2 separate regions of the Homo sapiens genome follow, and region 1 is linked to region 2. Evidence: read pairs that join two places in POLR2A ChIA-PET (ENCODE). Cell type or tissue: MCF 10A. All regions are shown on one strand. Links, peaks and the distances in the headings refer to the core of each region. The heading gives the core; the rest is flanking DNA.

Region 1 (2,910 bases), core at 290-2,789, 88 kb after region 2:
AAGCCCTCTGCTAGGCATTGGGGATGCAGCGGGGCCCAAACAGAGAAAAAGCCCTGTCCTCATGGAATTTCTCTTCTAATTGGAGGGGACAGGTAGATGGTGATGTATGGAAGAAAGAATAAAACTCAGCAGGAAGGGTGATAAAAACTATGCATTGGGGTGGAGAAATTTAGGGGCAGTCATCACTAAGAAGGATGGCATTTGTGTAAAGAAGAAGAAGTGAGGTGCTCAATAGATGTTAGAACTGGACTGTGTCAGCTGGGTGTGGTGGTTTATGACTGTAATCCCAAGCCAAGGCAGGTAGATCTCTTGAGCCCAGGAGTTCAAGACCAGCCTGGGCATGATAGAACCCCGCCTCTACAAAAAATCCAAAAATTAGCCAGGTGTAGTGGCATATGCTTGTAGTCCCAGCTACTTGGGAGCTGGGGTGAGAGGATCACTTGAGCCTGGGAGGTTGAAGCTGCCTGGGAGGTTTAGCCATGATCGTACCACTGCATTCCAGCCTGGGTGACAGGGCAAGACTCTGTCTCAAAAAAAAAAAAAAAAAAAAAATAGAATTGGACTGTATCTTGAGGGGACTGGACTTCTACATTCAAGTCTATATTCATGTCATTGAAAAAGACTGTTCTCTAGTCAGGCATTTTTCTTTTAATTTTTAAATTTTTTGTTAAAATAAATAGAGAGGGTCTTGTTACGTTGCCCAGGCTAGTCTCGAACTCCTGAGCTTAAGCAATACCCCCGCCTTGGCCTCCCAAAGTGCTAGGATTACAGGTCTGAGCCACCATGCCCGGCCAGGCCAGGCATTTTCTAGAGAAGGAATCCTGAGGGCTCATTTTCACATCTCCTTCATTTTTTATTTATTTATCTTTCTCTTTTGACCTGCCACTTTAGGAACATCTCCTTTAAAGGGTATCAGATTCAAACCAGGAAATAATGCTCATTCCAAGCCACTCCCCACCCCTCAGCATGTTGCCCAAGAGGAATATTGCTCCAGCAGAGTTTTCTAAATTTTTTTTTTTTTTTTTTTTGAGACAGAGTCTTGCTCTTGTTGCCCAGGCTAGAGTGCAGTGGCCTGATCTCGGCTCATTGCAACCTCTGCCTCCCGGGTTCAAGCGATTCTCCCACCTCAGCCTCCGGTGTAGCTGGGATTACAGGCATGTGCCACCACACCTGGCTACTTTTTGTATTTTTCGTAGAGACGGGGTTTCACCATGTTGGCCAGGCTGGTCTCCAACTCCTGACCTTAGGTGATAAGCCCTCCTCGGCCTCCCAAAGTGCTGGGATTACAGGCATGAATGAGCCACTGTGCCTAGCCGAGTTTTCTAAAGATTCTTCCTGCAGAGGGATGATATTTTCTAAACAGGCATCATTTAGGGCATATTTTTTTTTTTTTTTTGTGCATGTATACGAGTGTTCCTAGGACCTGGTACTTACTTTGGAATCTCACCTTCAGTACGAGGCTTCCTCCCCAACAAATTCTTCACCACAACTATGTGGGAGTGTTTGAAAAAGGGAACAAGATGACCAACTTGTTGGTGGGGAGAGTTGTGGCTTTCCTATTGGAAAACATCATCCCTTGAATAAGCAGTGAGGCAAACACCTGGGCACTTACTTTATGAACAGGTGGGGTGGGGCCCTGAGTCACCGACATTGAGAGGCCTCTCCTGGTAAGGTTTTTCAATATCAGGTTGAATCAGCGGTGACATCACCCTCTATAGTGACAGGTACTCTAGGTGCCGGCTCTTACTCATAAGTCCCAGGAGATACTAGCCCTAGATCTCGTCTCTGTTAGCTTCGTGCTAAAAGGTTTTGGAGAAATAACAGCTGCTTGGTGACGTTCATGTGGCTGGTTTCATTACCACCTAACTCCCAGGCTTGTAATCATGACTAAATTTTCTGGAGAAAATAGAATTTGTGGTTGTATTTCTTGTAACTTTTGCCTTCTTGTCTCAAGTCTGCATTTAAAAAGAGGCCGGGTGCGGTAGCTCATGCCTGTAATCCAGCACTTCGGGAGGCCAAAGTGGGAGGATTGCTTGAGCCCAGAAGTTGGAGACCAGATTGGGCAACAAAGGGAAACCCTGTCTCTACATACAAAAACAATTACCCAGGCATGGTGGCGTGTGCCTGTGATCCCAGCTTCATGGGAGGCTGAGGCAGGTAGATCCCTTGAGTCCAGGAGGTTAAGGCTGCAGTGAGCTGCGTTTTGCACCACTGCACTCCAGCTTGGGTGACAGAGCGAGACGCTCTCTCAAAAACAAAAAACAAAACAAAACAAAGCCCTCTTCTACTCCTTGAGGTTTTTGGATGTTTCAGAGCTGTATTTTGAGTCTCTGATTTTTGTTTTGTTTTGTTTTGAGACAGAGTCTTGCTCTGTCACCCAGGCTGGAGCGCAGTGTTGGAGTCTCAGCTCACTGCAACCTCCACCTCCCAGGTTCAAGCTATTCTCCTTCCTCAGCCTCCCGAGTAGCTGGGATTATAGGCCAGCGCCACCATGCCCGGCTAATTTTTGTATTTTTAGTAGAGACAGGGTTTCACCATGTTGGCCAGGCTGGTCCTGACCTCAAGTGATCCGCCCACCTTGGCCTCCCAAAGTGCTGGGATTACAGGTGTGAGCCATGGCAACCAGCTGAGTTTTTGATTTTGAAACTTCCTGTAAGTTGTACTTATTTTTCTTTGGGCTTTGTAATTTGGTTATGATTTTTCATTCTTCTTTCTGCTAATCCTCTCACTTCCACCATGGGAGTGTTTAAATACCTGGGAAGCTGTTGAACCTAGGAAACCACATTTTACTTGCCAGATGTGAGGTTTCATTTCTGGTTTTGACAGAGATTTGACTCTTCAGCATTTATTTCTCTTTTAGCCTATGAGCTTCTCTTAGAGAAGATGAACTGGGAGGGTGGAATGCAGCAG
Region 2 (2,910 bases), core at 264-2,763:
TATTTAAGGCTGTAGATTAGGCATTTGGGTGACTGTGGCACAGCATAATTAACTGTTCTGTTGAGAGTTAGGTTGTTGAGACCTTTTTTTGCTTTTTTTCCCTATTAAGCAAGTCACGAACATCCTGGCAGGTATGGTTTTGTCACATCTGGGATGGTATCTTGGCACAATTCCTGGGTCAATGGGCTTGTTTAAGGCATTTTAATTTGCCAGAAAGGTTGTGCCAGTTAATATTCCCCCACCCCTAGCAATATATAGCAGCACCCGGTTCCCAACTGTGACACAGCACTTGCCCTTTTAATTTGTATTTCTTAGTTGGTGAACTTTTTTCTATATGTAGTTTTACTTAGGAAAAATGCCAGAATCTTTCTTCAAGTCACTTCCACCTACTTTTCCCCGGTGCCCTCTTATCCCAATCCCTTAACAGAAGGTAGTGATAGCTATAAGGACAAATTTGTTTGTTTTGTGAGCTAGGTATGTCCCTAAAGCAAGCTAGAATAGAAATTTCCTAGGCAATCTCTTCCCCCAACTCCCCAGGCTGCCTTTTGGCCACAATATGTTTAAGATGATGTTTTCCTTTTCCTCTAGTCAAAATACCCAGAGATCAGTAGGGAAATTGGTGGAGAGTGATCACTTGATGGACATTTTGTCTACGGAAAGATGGGTGGTTTTATTTTGCCAGAACATCCAGTAATGTTGGACATCAGGACCAGATAGCACCTCCAGGAAGAGACAAGCTCCTGACCTTCAAGGGTATTCCCTTGGGAGTATGGAGGTGTCTAGGCAAATTCCAACCTAAAAGCAGGCCTGGAACATAAGAGGAATGAGTTCTTAGCCCAGCATCCATCAATTCTTATAAGTCTATTTAAAAAGCTTTCTTTTCCCAATAGCTCTAGTACCCCAGGGACCAAACTCTTCTTGCCCAAGTTTTATTAGTGGCGCCAGTTCAGGACCCGAGGCCAGGCTTGGCAGGATGATCTTTAGAGAGGAGCTTTGAACATAGGCCAGAGACTCCTGGTTTCCATTGGATGTCTTCTATCGAGTGCAGATACATAGAGCTCTGGCTTTTTTGTTGTTAATTTCTCTTTTTATTTATTTTTACCTATAATGTGTCCTATGATATTAATTGTTAATTTCTCTAGAAGCAGCCTCAGGTTACTGATTCCCTTTTTCCCTTCCCCGACAGTATTTTAGGGAATGTACATTTAGGCTCAGTGCTAAAAGCTGTCCATTTATATTGGTAGAGCAGGCACCTCTTCATCAGGTTCATTGACCTTGTAATTCAGAATCCTTGTGGGAGAAACTGAGGCTAATGCGGTCAAATGACTGTCTGAAGCCCTGGATGGGTGTGGAAGAAAGAGCTATGTTTAGGCTTTCATTTTCCAGCCTTAAATTCTGAACTATTGCCCCATGTGCTCATCATCAAGTTGCCCCAGAAAGAGTTTGATGCAAGCCCATTCATGCCCCCGTGATTTGGCCAAGATGTGTGGCCTTGTGGAACCATGCTGCAGTTAGGAACAGGAGTCAGTTTACTTCGCTGACTATTAAAAGATGGGGTAAAGGAGGGATGAGTGATGATGAGACCTGGTTTCGTATCAGTTTCATTATGAAACTAGTGATACAAGCCAGTGGTGCCAGGAAGCATCTGGGAGGAAATTGTAATGATCTGCCCCAGGGCTTACCATTTACTATGTCTTGACTCATAGCTTGCAGAGAAGACTACTCATGTTCCTACATGTGCCTAGCAAGTTTCCCTAGAAAGGCCAGCTTTTTCATGAAATCTCCGTCTTCTGCTTCCTCTGGTAAACCACAGAGGACCCCTACAAAACAGCCCTCTCCAAATGCAGACTGAGCCAGTTCCCTATTGTGCCCTCTGGTCCCATGTGTCACCATCTTTGATCAGCTTCATCCGTTGAGTAAAGCATACAGCTGTAGCTAACTTCTTCCCACTTTGAGAGAGAATTTTTCGATGGTATACATAGAAAGAGGCCAGGATGTGGATGTCAGAAGCCTAGGTTAATTGTAAGTAGTCTAAGGTACCTTTTTATTGAGAGCTTACCTTACTTACTCTGGGCCAGGCACAGTATTCAGTGCTGTTTGAACACTATCCCATTTAATCTTCCTAATAACCTGATGAGGTAGGTATTGTTTCATTTTCCAGATGAGGAAACTGAGCTTCTATATAATCATACAATTTGCCCAATCATGTGATAGATAAGTGACATTATAGGGATTGGAATCCAAGTCTTCTGGACTCCAAATTTCGTATTCTTCATTATTTCCCTGCCTTCAGGATTTGAAACCTGATCTTGCTGCTTCCTGGGGCAGTTCAACCCCTGGCAGCCTCTTGTTTCCTGAGTTGTCAGATTGGGAGAAGTAATACCACATTGCAGGTTATTTTGTGAGGATTTGGGTAGGAAAACACTTAGCTGGGTATCCTGAGCAGAGTGGGTGTTTGAAGCTTATTCCTATCAGTCTGGACCATTGCCCCTTGGTTGTGCTCTGTACCCAACTCAAAGCAGTTTAGAGCTGATGGGGCCAGCTCCTCAGATGTATCTGGAATATGCACCCTGAGTGGGAGGCACATACACCTATAATACATGACCGTTGGCTTCCCCTTGATTATTGACACTGTCCCTTCTACAAATAGATGCACAGCCCAGATACTGTGCTACAAATATGTGGAACCATGTAACAGTGGAAATATGCCAGAAGACAGGGTAGTAGAGTGAGTTGTACACTCTAGTGGGAAGCAGATTTTGTAGACAGCGGGAAGAGGATTTCTAGCTCCTGGTGGGGTGGCGGGGGGGGTGGGCGGTAGCAGCTCTCAGAGTTTTGGGGATTAAGTCTTCTGAGTAGTAGGGGAGTCAATCCATTAGCCTCCTTCTGGGTTACCTGGTGGGAGAGGAT

The links. Peaks named below come from ENCODE experiments on the same cell type or tissue, not always from the same donor. Only the 100,000 strongest peaks of a DNase experiment are listed, where the experiment ranks them.
Region 1: POLR2A ChIA-PET joins it to region 2 with 11 read pairs; 3 of 35 experiments call an interaction of 5 or more read pairs at or near these places.

The regions. Positions count from the first base shown.
Region 1 is chr16:68,754,753-68,757,662 of GRCh38, forward strand. All of the region lies in intron 2 of CDH1 (cadherin 1), which reads left to right. Among named protein-coding and RNA genes, the nearest start is that of CDH1, 19 kb to the left of the region's middle. RefSeq lists enhancers at 1,775-1,919, 1,913-2,012, 2,504-2,648, 2,693-2,742 and cis regulatory regions at 1,847, 2,576. In MCF 10A, for the core only: no CTCF peak of the experiment used is centred there; DNase peaks (open chromatin) are centred at 939 and 1,659.
Region 2 is chr16:68,666,814-68,669,723 of GRCh38, forward strand. All of the region lies in intron 2 of CDH3 (cadherin 3), which reads left to right. Among named protein-coding and RNA genes, the nearest start is that of CDH3-AS1, 22 kb to the left of the region's middle. In MCF 10A, for the core only: no CTCF peak of the experiment used is centred there; a DNase peak (open chromatin) is centred at 1,588.